Regions from separate parts of the Homo sapiens genome. Here region 2 is linked to region 1. The links are chromatin contacts, found by Hi-C or POLR2A ChIA-PET in ENCODE. All regions are on one chromosome and are shown on one strand. The core of a region is the stretch at or near the end of the contact, and the rest is flanking DNA. Distances in the headings are between cores, read along the strand shown. Region 1 has its middle 24 kb from the start of CHGB. Region 2 overlaps SHLD1 (shieldin complex subunit 1).

Region 1 (7,654 bases), core at 2,716-5,215:
AAAACACTACAAAAAATGAGAATATAAAAAGGTGAGTAAGAGTCTGTTTTGAAACTTTGCCTCAGGCCAATCTTGTTCCTGGAGGAAAAATAATGGTCTCCAGGAGGCATGGGTTTCTACCAGGAAGCGAAGTTATTGAGTAAATGTCACAGGCTAAAGAAGCCACAGGGATTTGCTCTTGTTTGTCTATCTCCCGTGTTCTCAATTTCATCTAGAAACATCACTTGACTTTTATCTTGGCTGACAAATCAGCTCATGTACCTAAGGAAGCTTAACTGAACGTGGCAACCCGAGCTGCTGTTTTGGTCATGGAATCAGATGTCTTTTACTATTCTGAGGCCCAAAGAGCCCAGGGTGAAATAGCAGCATCTGCGGCTTCCCATGTGTCAACTGCGTGTTTTCCAGCCCAGACCAGTTCCGGTGGAACAAGATGTGATCAACCATATCAGGTTCTCTAAGTGCAGTGATCGCTCTTCTGAGAAGAAACTATTCTTTATCACCATTGTGATGAATTGTGACACAAGTGTCTCTGCATCTGATGCCCTCTCATCCCGGGATGCTGGCAAGCAAAGACAGAGCAGGAATGAAATTTATCAGGCACGTGTTTAACTTCTCACTTCGACCCAAATCAAAATGGAAGCCTCCTTCGTTGCTTATCAAAGCCCATAAACCAACAATATTGAGGTGTTTGCTAGCAAGGACAAAGTTGGAAAACAGCTCATGCCTCTTATACTTTAAGGAGTATAATAGACAATGATTGGCCTCTGTTCTACTCCCTTTTTTAAAAAAGTGGGAGAGCTGGGCGCGGTGGCTCATGCCTGCAATCCCAGCACTTTGGGAGGCCGAGGTGGGTGGATCACGAGGTCAGGAGATCGAGACCATCCTGGCTAACACGGTGAAACCCCTTCTCTACTAAAAAAAAAAAAAAAACAAAATAATTAGTCGGGCATGGTGGCGGCTGCCTGTAGTCTCAGCTACTCGGGAGGCTGAGGCAGGAGAATGGCGTGAACCCGGGAGGCGGAGCTTGCAGTGAGCCGAGGTTGCACCACTGAACTCCAGCCTGGGTGATAGAGTGAGACTCCGTCTCAAAAAAAACAAAAAACAAACAACAACAACAACAACAAAAACAGGGGATAGTGAGAACATAGTTCCCACTGCCACAAATTATGCAGTTGCGTTTCCCACATTTGGGGAAATCACAGGATCAGCACCTCTGGAGTGCAGTGGAACCTCACCCTGGGAAAACCACCTTCATGATCATGGTATCTCCCCTGCCAGGTAAGGATCTGTTCCACTCACGTTTTATGTGTGTGGCCAGTGGAGGGAAAAATTAAAATTAGATTTGCTTTCTAGTCTAAAAGGACCACTCATTTTGATATAACAAGCATGTGTTGATTGTTATATCATCTATATAATTAGATATAGATGTGCATGCAAAGTTTAGATCCCGTAGATGTGGATGATGTACATGGAGTGGATGACGTCGATGTAGTTGACATAGATATTGTAGATGCTGTAGAGGTAGCTGTCGACTACGTAGATGCCAATGTAGAGTAGATGGTGTAGATATATACACAGATTTAGATAGAGTAGATGCAAATATAGATGCAGATGTGCATGGCATAGCTGTAAATATGGATGCAGATGAGGTAGGTGATGTAGATTAGAGTTTCTTAACCTCAACACTATTGATATTTTAGGCCGGATATATCTTTGTTGTCAAGGACTGTCCTGTGCATTGCAGGATTTAGCAGTATCCCTGGGATTTAGCAGCATCTCTGGCCTAGATGCTGAGGGCATTTCTTCCCCCAACCCTGAGTTGTAACAATAAGAAGTCTTTCTGGAAGTTGCCAAATGTCCCTGGGCAAAGTTTCTCCAGTTGAGAACCACTGGTACAGAAGGTGTAGATAAAAATGTTGATGTAGATAATGATGTAATATAAGCATAGGTATAGGTGATGTAGATAGTAAAGATGAAAATGTAGCTGTAGATGATAAAGCTGTGAACACAGATGTAGGCAGAGTATGTGTAAATATAGAGGCAAATGATGTTATAAGATACAGCCTATAGATAAATGATATAGCTGTAAACATTGACATAGATGACATATTTGATATAAATAAGGCAGATGTTATAAACTTTATGATCTGGGCAGAAAACTATATGTGCTGATAATGCAGATGGCATTTCTTTGACCCCCTTTTGTTTTGTCTTGTTTTGTTTTGTTTTGAGATGGAGTCTCGCTCTGCTCCCAGGCTGGAGTGCAATGGCGAGATCTCGGCTCACTGCAACCTCTGCCTCCTGGGTTCAAGCGATTCTCCTGCCTCAGCCTCCCGAGTAGCCAGACCAGCCGGGCTAATTTTTGTATTTTTAGTAGAGATGGGGTTTCATCATGTTGGCCAGGCTGGTCGGTCTGGAGTGAGCCACTGCACCCAGCCTGACCCCACTTTTGGAAAAATTTCCAGACGGTGGATAAGCAGCGTCCTGTTAGGAATAGTTTAAGCACGGTATAGCCTGGAGACTGAGAGACTGCCCAGGTGACCTATTAAGGTTCTTTTTGATGTAACCACCTGATCCTGAGATATCACAATTTCTATTAAAGGCTGATACTCAGGGTGAAAAAGAAAAAAAAATGAATGATGAAAACCAGCAAGACATGAGACTCAAAGATATCCCTTCATTAATATAAGATCACATGGGAAACCTCAGATGGTCTTTCTATTCCTTCAGTAAATCTTAGTAGGATATTCGCACACCAGACAAAACTAAGCAAGTGTTTCTGCTTTCCCCACAATCCCAGCCTCTCACAGACATCCCCAAGTTGCCAACTCACAACTAGCTGACCCACAGTTTAAGCAAATTCTATCCATAGTCCCGAAGGAACCCGACCTATGTCCCAGAGAAGAGAAACATTCTATTCTCCCAAGGTCATGGTTCTCTACCAATCCCAGACTCAACACATTTAGCAAATTGTAAACCTCTCCAAATCATTTTTCAGGACCTGCTGAAAGTGCATTGGCTGTGAACTGTGGCATTTCCAAATATCCAGGACATTTGCTGAATAGAAGGAAATGAGAGTTAGTCAATTAGTCAGCATTTATTCAGTTATGCCAGGGCTGTGGTCAGGGTCTGTGGGCTGCTGATGAGTTTTCTGGCAGGGTTGAAAGAAGATTAAACCTGAGTGACTCTGCAACACGGGTAGAGAGTTATTGAGCAGTAAATAGTGAAATAAACCACCTGTACCAATTAGGAATCTGGTGGAGGATGTGCACCTCCTGATTGATTCTGGGAAGAATTTTTTTTTTTTTTTTGAGACGGAGTTTGTTGCCCAGGCTGGAGTGCGATGGTGCGATATTGGCTCACCACAACCTCTGCCTCCCGGGTTCAAGTGATTCTCCTGCCTCAGCCTCCTGAGTAGCTGGGATTACAGGCATGCACCACCAAGCCAGGCTAATTTTGTGTTTTTAGTAGAGACAGGGTTTCTCCATGTTGGTCAGGCTCGTCTTGAACTCCCGACCTCAGGTGATTCGCCTGCCTTGGCCTCCCAAAGTGCTGGGATTACAGGCGTGAGCTACCACGCCCGGATGATTCTGGGAAGATTTATGCTGGGCTTTGAATGAATGATGAACAGGAAGTTTGTCCACAAGTCTGGAGGATGAGAGTGGACACAGTACAGCAGATGTTTTGGGTGCCCTGCCCATGCCCCCTCGGGCCTTAGCATTTTGTGCCACAGCACCTGACTTTCAACTGCCAGCATCTGCCTCTTTGCCCGAGGGCTTTGTCTGGTGGCCAGAGCTTGCTTTGCCCATTCACACAGCAAGCTGGAAGCACTTGGAAATTAGTGCCCTCCCAGTTTCAGCCTTCAATCAAAGATGGATGGGGACTGGTGTTTAAATACCCTAGCTGCCTTACTCCTTTTGCAGGATAACTTTGAAGCTTACAATCTGCACTGGCTCCAGTAGGCTTAAGTTCCAGATGCCCACAGTGGTAACTTGCTTGATAATGTACCTTTTACTGCTTCTTTCCCTCTCCTGTCTCAGTTCCTTGCTTTCCCACTCAAATAAACTACTTGCACTTGAATTTGTGCCGGAGAGTCTATTTCTGGGGGGAGCCTAAGACACACAGGCCGTGAATAGATTCTCTGAAGGTCCTTCTGGCTCCTTATTTTCTATCTTGATATCCATTAAGGCAAACAGAAAGCAGAGAAGGCAGGATCTGCCAAACTTTCTTACCTCAGCCCAGAAAATTCAAGGGCATCTTTTCCTGGCAACGAAGAAACTCTGTGCCTTTGGGAGCAGCTGCCACAGCGTCAGCTCTGGCCTCATGTTACTTAACCACAGACATCAACACCTCCCCTTATGGAATTTGAGAGGCATCAGAAATACACTGAAAGAACAATGGCAGAATCCTGGCTGTCACCTCAACACATCTCTCATGTTCCAGTTCATCTCTGTCCCAGTCTGATACGTGGCAGCATGACATACTTTAAAGTGCACGTCTAATCACTAATGGAACCCTTGGAGAAGAAGTTTCCATGCTCCTGGAAGCTAACTGCACACTAAGCATCTGAGCAAAAGTCAAGTGGACACATTGATCTTTGGTTTTCCCCCAGACATTGGGCCAGAAGGAGGCAATCAGTGAACTAGCGAGACAGAAGAAGAAATTCTTTCCCCTTCAGTGAGGTTAAAGCCTTTGCAAACTCAGCACTTAGAACAGTGCTTTTTGTGGGGGGTGTAACTCATTTGAGGAGTGATAGGAAATGCCTCCATGTTTTGTAGAAATAAAGTAACTGCCAGGCACAGTGGCTCATGCCTCTAATCCTAGAATTTTGGGAGGCCAAGGTAGGAGAATTGCTTGAGCCCAGGAGTTCAAGACCAGGCTGGGCAACATTGCAAGAGCTCGTCTCTACAAGAAATTAAAAAATAAAAAACTAGCCAAGCATAATGGCTCATGCGTGCAGTCCCAGGTACTCAGGAGGCTGAGGCTAGAGGATTGCTTGTTCCCAGGAGGTCAGAGGCTGCAGTGAGACATGATAATGCCACTGCACTCCAGCCTGGGTGACAGAGTGAGACCCTGTCTCAAGAAAAGCAAAACGAAAACAAAACTGTTGGTGATGTCTATATGCTCACAGAAGTCCAAATGGGGAGGTGAAATAGTCATTTGCGGTTGTAGGGGTTACTTAGCATCCTAATGCCCTTCCCTCTGTGATGTGGTCATGAAGGCAGGCAGGATCTACTTCCCACTATAGAAAGGAGCGGAGCCAGATGCCCTTTTGCTGGTCCCTGGCCACTAGAGGACAGTCATATTATCTAGTCTCAGCAAATCAAATGCTCCCACCCAGGATGAAGGGGTGGCCTGCCCCTCCACACCTGTGGGTATATCTTGTCAAGTGGGACGAGAGACTGAGAAAAGAAATAAGACACAAAGTATAGAGAAAGAACAGTGGGCCCAGGGGACCGGCGCTCAGCATACAGAGGACCAGCACCAGCACCGGTCTCTGAGTTCCCTCAGTTTTTATTGATTACTATTTTCACTATCTCAGCAAGAGGAATGCGGTAGGAGAGCAGGGTGATAATAGTGAGAAGATCAGCAAGAAAACATGTGAGCAAAGGAATCTGTATCACAAATAAGTTCAAGTGGAGGTACTATGCCTGGATGTGCATGTAAGCCAGATTTATGCTTTTCTCCACCCAAATATCTCAGTGGAGTAAAGAATAACAGAGCAGCGTTGCTGCCAACATGTCTCGCCTCCCGCCACAGGGCGGTTTTTCTCCTATCTCAGAATAGAATAAATGTACAATCGGGTTTTATACCGAGATATTCGGTTCCCAGGGGCAGGCAGGAGACGGTGGCCTTCCTCTTTCTCAACTGCAAGAGGCTTTCCTCTTTTACTAATCCTCCTCAGCACAGACCCTTCACGGGTGTCAGGCTGGGGGACAGTCAGGTCTTTCCCATCCCACAAGGCCATATTTCAGACCATCATATGGGGAGAAACCTTGGACAATACCCGGCTTTCCAGGGCAGAGGTCCCTGCGGCTTTCCGCAGTGCATTGTGCCTCTGGCTTATCGAGACTGGAGAATGGGGATGACTTTTACCAAGCATACTGCCTGTAAACATTTTGTTAACAAGACACATCCTGTACAGCCCTAGATCCCTCAAACCTTGATTCCATATAACACATGTTTCTCTGAGCTCAAGGTTGGGGCAAAGTTACAGATTAACAGCATCTCAGGGCAAAGCAATTGTTCAGGGTACAGGTCAAAATGGAGTTTCTTATGTCTTCCCTTTCTACATAGACACAGCAGCCGTCTGATCTCTCTTTCTTTTGCCTACACCAGGACTTTTAATTTAGACTCAGGGATAGTTTAGAATTTCAAGCAGCCGCAGCATCTGGCTCCTGTGTTCAGTTGTGTTGATGTCCAGCAGCCAGAGTGGCAGCAGAGCCACAGTTAGGGACATCCTACCCAGACTGCCCCTGAAGCATGGCCTAGGCTGTGTCCTTGCTGCCTGGCCTCCCTCAGAGCCTGCCTGATTTCAAAACCTGGTTACCCATCCTGTCAATTCTATTAGCCACCTACTATCCTTCTATTAAAGTCAGCCAGAATCCTCTTCTGTTATGTGCAACTGAGAACCCTGAGTGGCATAGAAATTGATATCCCATATACACAGAGCTTCCTCTGGAGGTCAGAGACCTGGGCCCTTGTCCAGGAGGCATCTAGATAGCTGTGGGGGCTTTTGTCTCCAACCCTTCGGGGGCTTGACTGCATAGTTGCTGAGATTATTTTTCTGTTCTATGATTTTTCTATGATTCTTCCTAAAATGTTGGCCAGTGAAGACCCAAAGCTACCTGAGCTCCTGTAGCCTTAGTGGTGACGAGTATGGAAAAAGATGTCATTGTGTGACAGCCACAGATGGGTCTGGTCCAAATCAAATCACTTGAGTATCTCAAGTCATATTCAGTTCCTCACTTTCCCACTATGCCCACTATATGTCTGCATAGGTCCCCGAAGAAATGAATGTACCTGGTAAACACTGCTTTGGTACATCAAGGGCAAGAACATCCATGGTTCATTTAACAACATGCACAGATATCTGCTCAATGAATGGGCCCATTGGAGACAAAGAGAACCAGAGGTGATAAGACAGTGAGAGTGACTGGCACTTTTTTAATACATGGTAATCTAAATAGTTCTGGTGCCCTGGCAAAAAGTCTGGGGAATGTAAATGTGCCTCTAATAGGCACAGATAATGGGCATTTTTAGGGGGAAGAAGTAATTGGTTTTTAAGCCACAGTCACACTGTGGCACAAAGCAAATGCATGGAAAAACTGCTTGAAGCAATATGGGTCAGGAAACCTTTTATAGTTAATGGTAAACCAATCTATTTGGAGAGTGGCTTAAAAGCAGCTTTTAAAGGAGAGAGAGACTACTATAGTTTGGCTTAAAAGGTATGTCAACCAAATGCAAAATCCTTGTTTGAATCCTGATTCAAACAAACCAACTGTAAGAAGGCATTTTTGAGACAACTGGGGAAAATTGAATATGGACTAAATAGTAGATGATGTTCAGGAATTATTGATTATTTTCTTGGGAGTATTATATTCTGGTTGTTTTTAAAAAGTACAAGGCTGGGCACCATGGCTGATGCCTATAA
Region 2 (7,217 bases), core at 560-3,059, 100 kb after region 1:
ATCTAATGTTAATAGATTCAGTGGGGAGCCCAGCAAGGCCTGTCTGTCTAGATTCTTCTTGGCCTCTCTGAGCAGCGCTCCTTCCTTCAGGGCATGGGACAGGACCTTCTCTGAAATGGGGGTCTTATCACCTACAGTCAAACAAAGTAGGTCAGATAATTTTTCTTTTCTTTTTTTTTTTAATTTAAAAGAGATGAGGTCTCATTCTGTCACTCAGGTTAAAGTGCAGTGGCACGACTGTAGCTTACTGTAGCCCCAACCTCCTGCGCTCAAGCAATCCTCCCACCTCAGCCTCCTAAGTACCTGGGACTGTAGGTGCATGCTACCATGCCCAGTTAATTTATTTTATTTGTAGAGGCGAGGTCTTGCTATGTTGGCCAGGCTGGTCTCGAACTCCTGGCTTCAAGCGAACCTCCCGTCTCGGCTTCCCAAAGTGCTGGGATCACAAGGGTGAGCCACTGCACCCAGCCAGATAATTTCTTTATGGCCAAGTTTTACCCAGAAAGGCAGAGGGAAAATTAGAGTAATATTTTTAGGTTCTATGGCTGGTTTGGAGAAAGGGGGTTCTGGTTTCTATGACCCACCTTGGGGAAGAGGGATTCTAGCTTCTATGGCTGGCCTTGGGTGGAGAATGAGACTCAGACAAGAGGGCAGACAAAGGTCAAAGGAAAACTTTTGCTTCTGAGGCTGCTGCAGAGACCTTCATTTTGGGGTACTGCTTTCTGAGCCCCAACACCTTCTCTCCAATTAGTGCACAAGTAGTTCAAGCTTCTTCCACAACAGGAAGATGGGAGAAATGGAAAGGAGAGCACAGTGAAGAGTGGACACAATGCTGGTCCAGTGGACCAGGAGTCACAGTCACCCTGACAGGGTACCAATATCGGCTTGAAGATACTGACTTAGTAGAAAGATGCTAGCTCAGACTTAAAGAAGTAACTGCATATTTAAAGCTTTTTTTTTTTTTTTTTGGAGACGGAGTCTTACTCTGTTACCCAGGCTGGAGTGCAGTGGCACAGTCTCGGCTCACTGCAACCTCTGTCTCCCGGGTTCAAGCAATTCTCCTGTCTCAGCCTCCCGAGTAGCTGAGACTACAGGCGTGTACCACCATGCCCAGCTAATTTTTGTATTTTTAGTAGAGACGGGGTTTCACTGTGTTGGCCAGGCTGGTCTCGAACTCCTGACCTCAGGTGATCCGCCCACTTTGGCCTCCCAAAGTGCTGGGATTACAGGCGTGAGACATCGTGCCTGGCCTAAAGCTTAATTCTTAATGCATAGTATGTAATCATACCTAGATGTCTGCATTTCTTTAAAGGTCTGCCTTTGCAGTCAACCTGACCCAGGTTTGAGTCTCAGATTTCCACCAGTCTGTGGGTAACATTAATATGAAACGAGCCTCTCTAAAACTGTTTCCTCATGAGTAACAAGGAGATCATAATAGGATTTACTTCTTGGGTGTGGCTGTGAGAATCAAAAGAACAACGTGTGTGAAATGCATAGCACAGTGCCTGAAATGTAAGTGCACAACAAATGGAAAAACCAGCCATCTTTTGGTCTTCCCTTGTGTATAGCCTTTATCTCATAAATACATAACAATGAATGAAACTAGTGACGGTGTCTGTTTGAAATGGGGGTCTTATGGCCTACGGTCTTTGGGATTGACTATTGTAATCAAGTTGTTTCCTTGTATTTTAAGAAGACATAGCTGAGTAAAAAGTCAGATGAATGCTTACTTGAAGAAGCCCTTGAGAGGAGCTATCAGGCCAGAACATGAGGTCACACTGCTGTGCACCTGGACTCGGCAGATAAGTGCCCCGGAGGTGTGGCTTGAGACAGTAACATGGCCAGTTTTTCAACTCAGTTGGGATTTCTTTTTAAAACTGTGACTGCAGGCAAAGTACACAGAAGTAAATAAGCCTCTTCCCCCATAGCACGTGCCCTTGAAACTTAAGAGTGAGGAACAACGAGAGATGTCACAGGTGGCAAATAACATTCTTGAGCTTTTAAAAATAATTCTGGGCCGGGCGCGGTGGCTCACGCCTGTAATCCCAGCACTTTGGGAGGCTGAGGCGGGCGGATCACAAGGTCAGGCGATCGAGACCAACCTGGCTAACACGGTGAAACCCCGTCTCTACTAAAAATATAAAAAATTAGCCGGGCGTGGTGGCGGGCGCCTGTAGTCCCAGCTACTCGGGAGGCTGAGGCAGGAGAATGGCGTGAACCCGGGAGGCGGAGCTTGCAGTGAGCCGAGATCGCGCCACTGCACTCCAGCCTGGACAGCAGAGGAGACTCCAACTCAAAAATAAAATAAAAAAAATTAAAAATAAATAAATAAATAAAATAATTCTATTATTATCCTCTCCAGTGACTATTTAATGTGACACATAATTTAGCAGTACATATCGAAAGTTATAGAGAACTATACTTTTTTAGTTTTAAAGAAGGGATAGAGAAGTTACAGTTAGTCTGCACAGAGGGTCACCCAGAAAATAGGAGTTGCCAGGTTACTACATGGCCTTGGGTGATTTTCTTCATTATCCTGGGATTCAACTTCCCCATGTGGAAAATGAGAGGATTAGCTGGGCTCTGTGGTTTTCTTTTTTCTTTTTTTTTTTTTTAAGACAGTCTCACTTTGTCGCCCAGGCTGGAGTGCCCGTGGCGCCATCTCGGCTCACTGCAACCTCCGCCTCCCGGGTTCAAGCAATTCTCCTGCCTCAGCCTCCTGAGTAGCTGGAATTACAGGCTCACACCACCAACCTGGCTAATTTTTGTATTTTTAGTAGAGACGGCGTTTTGCCATGTTGACCAGGCTGGTCTCAAACTCCTGGCTTCAAGTGATCCACCAGCCTCGGCCTCCCAAAGTGCTGGGATTACAGGCGTGAGCCACCGCACCCGGCCGCTTAGTGGTTTTCGAACTCCTCCTGGTTCTGGCACCCTTTCTTTGGATGAATGCCTGCCTGGATGCATAAGGTAGAGCATCCAGGGCCCCACAAGCTCATGACCCCACTCAATCTCAAACTTGTAGTTCCTAAAGAGCTGTGAGGAACCACCAGCTCGGAGACTGTAACCTTCTCTAACTCTGTGAGCCTCAGTCATATACACTTATGGTTTATCCTTCACGCCTCAGGCCATACAATTAAAATTCACTGCTGCCTTCTAACAGCAGCATGCAAAGAGCTCAAAATCCGATTCTGGAGCTGAAAATCCAGTCTAGATAGCTGAATCTGCATAACTCAATCTAGGAGGCTGGGCATGGTGGCTCTCGCCTATAATCCCAGCACTTTGGGAGGCCAAGGTAGGTGGATCAACTGAGGTCAGGGGTTTGAGACCAGCCTGGCCAACATGGTGAAACCTTGTCTCTACTAAAAATACAAAAATTAGCCGGGTGTGGTGGCGGGCTCCTGTAGTGCCAGCTACTCGGGAGGCTGAGGCAGGAGAATCCTTGAAACTGGGAGGCGGAGGTCGCAGTGAGCCGAGACCTTGCCACTGCACTCCAGCCTGGGTGATGGAGTGAGACTCTGTCTCAAAACAACAACAACAACAAAAACCCCAAATCTAGGAAGAGGCAACAAAAGCAGAGAAGCACTGCCACACAGAATACCCAAACCTTCCAAATAAAGCCCATCTACTTGGTATCTGATAAAATGTACCCAATTGTGTCCTCAGTTATTTCTCAGAGAATTGGTTCAATAACCATTGTTCCCTTCTTTCCTTTCCTCTCCATACTCTCTGTATCTCAGGTTTGGTCTAGTGACTGGGTATTAGCCACTAGGTTGGATATCACTTAATGCAACTATAAAATGTCTTTAGCATTTTATGTATATATCTAAAATATACCCTGACTCCTATTTTAAAACTACAACAACACATCAAGAATTTGACAACTAGTATATAAATTTTATTTTGAGTTTTTTTATCTAAGAGCTTATAATTCATTCCTTTTGGAAATAAAATTTTATAGAATTCCAAAGAAATATGAATTATAGAGAGGAAGACAACAAACTTTTTTTTACTCTTAAATACTAAATTCCTTGGATGAAATGCCTAAATACACAAGTTACAAAATGGGCTTTGAAGAGTGGGATGTTGACAGATTCCCAGAATAAGACTAAAGGTGCATTAAATCACTATTTACTTTAAACTTATAACTGCCTGCCAGCTATGGCCTTTAATCATCAAAGACTTATTGTGTTTAACATTCAATTTGCTGTCTACATGCAACCAATTTCCCCGACACTGCTCTTAGGCAGAAGTTCAAGTTTGAGGAAAGGGCTGATATTTCCTACATCTGTATTGTTAATGTCTAACAACGACTTCAGAGAAAACTCCTTGTCCTATATTAGAAAGTACCTTGGATGCTCTCCAGGACAAAGGTTCCAGAGGGTGCAGGTGAGATACGCCACATGAGCTACCCAGAGTTTATCAAGCTCTAGCAGTACATGTGGGACTGGGCCTTCGGGTGACCTTTGTGATCTTGCTTTTGAGAGGTTTAACCAAGATCATCTGTTTCTTAACTCCGCTCTTCCATTCTGTATACTCTGTGCTTCCCTTGAGCCAAGCAGCAAACGAGAAAGAAAACAAGTATCTAACAGACAGGGTGTTCAAGTCCAGCAGCAAGTCTGTACCTGGGACTAATTAATGGATTCAATTCAGCCATCTCTGGAGTGGACTGGAGTTGACCAGGGAGGAGGGGGCACATTCCAGAGAGGGGAACAATGCAGCTAAGACATTAACAGTTGGCTCAGCCTAAAAGCAAGCCCGACAGGACTGGCAGGCCTGTGTTAATGTGCAGTTGGACAGCAGCAGGGGCCTCTATTCAGCTCGTGTGCACCTGTACAGTCGTGCCGGTTGTTGAAATATTGCAATACTGCTGTATTGGTTATTAAATATTTTGAACAAATATTCCAGGCAGCAGATTACACAGAGTCCCGAAAACAAGGCAGAGGAGCTTTTTGATTGGAGCTGGAAGGAAAGAAGTAGTGTAAGATTGGCCGGGTGTGGTAGCTCACACCTGTAATCCGAACACTTCGGGAGGCCAAGGTGGACGGATGACTTGAGGTCAGGAGTTCAAGACCAGCCTGGCCAACATGGTGAAACCCTGTCTCTACTAAAAATACAAAAAAATAGCTGGGCAGGGTGGTGGGTGCCTGTAATCCCAGCTACTCAGGAGGCTGAGGCAGGAGAATCGCTTGAACCCAGGAGGCGGAGGTTGCAGGGAGCCGAGATTGCACCATTGCACTCCAGCCTGGACAACAGAGCGAGACTCAGTCTAAAGACAAAAGTAGTGTAATATGACATCTCAAAGGGACCTAAACAGAAGAATGTTATGGAAAAGGTGTTCCAGGAACACTCTATATTTTTCTTTCTTTAGAAAGAGGGTCTCACTCTGTCCCGCAGGCTAGAGTGCAGTGGTACAATCATAGCTCACTGTAGCCTCGAACTCCTGGGCTCAAGCAATCCTCCCACCTTGACCTCCCAAAGTGCTGGGATTATAGGCATGAGCCTCTGCACTCGCTCTCAGGAAGCCCTGTTTGGCAGTAGCAGGTCTTCTGCCATATCTCACTAGGAAGGGCTGAGGGGAGGATTTTATAATCCTGCACCTGCTTTAAGTGAAAAGTTGTTTATTTTACCATCATTTCATGAGGAGTGGCTGGGTGGGAACTTCAGGCCAGATGGACTGTGTCTTTATTAGACATATATAGCCTAGTTTTACCCATCTTTACATACTCATACTGGAATGACTAAGGCTTTTGAGGTTTTTCTAACACTCTCAGATTCTTATCAGCCCAGTAGTTTTCTGGAAAGTGCTCTTAAGTCTCATGTCCTTGCTACTAATTTGCTCCTCCAGAGTATGAACAGTGATGCGGCAGTTGGGCACATAGCAAAAGGACAGAGAAGCGTCCATCCAGTTTGGCTCCTAGGGAAGATCATTGGCATCTGAGTAAGGGCAGGCTTAGTCCAGAGGGGAATGGAGGTAGAGGCCATGTGCCTGGGAATGAGGAGCAATCCTGAGATGAAGAAGTGAGGAGGAAGGCAGGCAGCCCCTTCAAAAAGCCTGGCTGGGAAAAGCAGGGCAGGGATAGGCCCATGGTCAGGGGCAGCTGCAAGGTGAAATGGGGAATCCTTTACACAAGTTAAGCCTAAGCCTGGGCCCATGTTCTTGTAACTGGGTTTTGCAGCGGTCCTTGCTATATCCTAAATCTAAGGTCACCCTTCCTTGGCCTACTACTCTTCCAGGGGTTAGAACTGTGACACTGACTCCAACCTGGAAGCTGGGACCTTGCTACTCACTGAGAAGGCACCTGCACACTGCCTGCCACCTGCCTGGATTTCTGGGTATTCTCTCCAGCGTGCCTGTTGCTGGGCTGTGCTGTGCCACCAGAAGACTACGCCACGCCTCCACTGTGAACCCCAACCCCTTGCCAACTCTGTGTCTGGATTTTGACTGAAGAATTTGATAACAGATGATATGACTGAACTCTTACAGTCAAGCCGGGTGCACTGGCTCACACCTGTAATTCAGCACTTTGGGAGGCTGAGGTGGGCAAATCACTTGAGGCCAGGAGTTTGAGACCAGACTGGCCAACATGGCAAAACCTTGTCTCCACTAAAAATACAAAAATTAGCTGGGTGTGGTGGTGCACCCCTGTAATCCCAGCTACTAGGGAGGCTGAGGCATGAGAATCACTTGAGCCTGGGAAGCAGAGGTTGCAGTGAGCTGAGATTGCACCACTGCACTCCAGCCTGGGTGACAGAGCAAGACTCTGTCTCCAAAAAAAAAAAAAAAAAAAAAAACAGAAATTGTAAAAACTATGCCAAGTTAATGAATCCTAATGACCAAAGCTTGGCTCTATTTCACCCAGTAGCTGGGGGAGCCAGGTCCCAAGTTCACCCTTAGACCCCCCATTCAGCTGTAAGCAACCTGCCATACTCTGCCAGTTCTTGAGATAGTCAACTCTATTTTGAGCCAAGCACAAGCTACATGAAGGTAGCCAACAGTGTGTGCCTCACTGAGTAAATACCAGGATGGGCAGAGACCAATGGTGAGTCACCCTGAATGACCCTCCAACTGGAAACCTTGGCTATATTTCCCAATCCCTGGAAGATCAACTTCCTTACAACACATAACAGCAAGTAAGCAAGAGAGAACATCAAACTGGCTTGGGAACTGGAGGTGTTAAGAATCTGAGATAGAATGGTGGCCCAGTAGAGATTAGTGT

Evidence for each region. Hi-C counts contacts between places; a loop is a spot of excess contacts on that map. ChIA-PET counts read pairs that join two places held with the same protein, here RNA polymerase II (POLR2A). Pooled maps may share reads with other maps.
Region 2: a loop to region 1 is called in a map with no recorded cell type, with 2.1 times the contacts of the local background. The contact joins two enhancer-like sites. A Hi-C loop is called at or near these places in 2 of 168 maps with a recorded cell type or tissue (gastrocnemius medialis and left cardiac atrium), 1 of 37 single-sample maps with no recorded cell type and 3 of 50 pooled maps. POLR2A ChIA-PET finds 5 or more read pairs at or near these places in 1 of 52 experiments (MCF 10A).

The regions. Positions count from the first base shown.
Region 1 is chr20:5,883,687-5,891,340 of GRCh38, reverse strand. It overlaps the pseudogene RNU1-55P. Among named protein-coding and RNA genes, the nearest start is that of CHGB, 24 kb to the left of the region's middle. Within about 2 kb of position 3,965, at least 5 of the 41 ENCODE cell types and tissues checked have a DNase peak (open chromatin) inside an H3K27ac peak, as active enhancers do.
Region 2 is chr20:5,779,548-5,786,764 of GRCh38, reverse strand. The region is part of intron 2 of SHLD1 (shieldin complex subunit 1); the gene reads right to left. Among named protein-coding and RNA genes, the nearest start is that of SHLD1, 33 kb to the right of the region's middle. Within about 2 kb of position 1,809, at least 7 of the 41 ENCODE cell types and tissues checked have a DNase peak (open chromatin) inside an H3K27ac peak, as active enhancers do.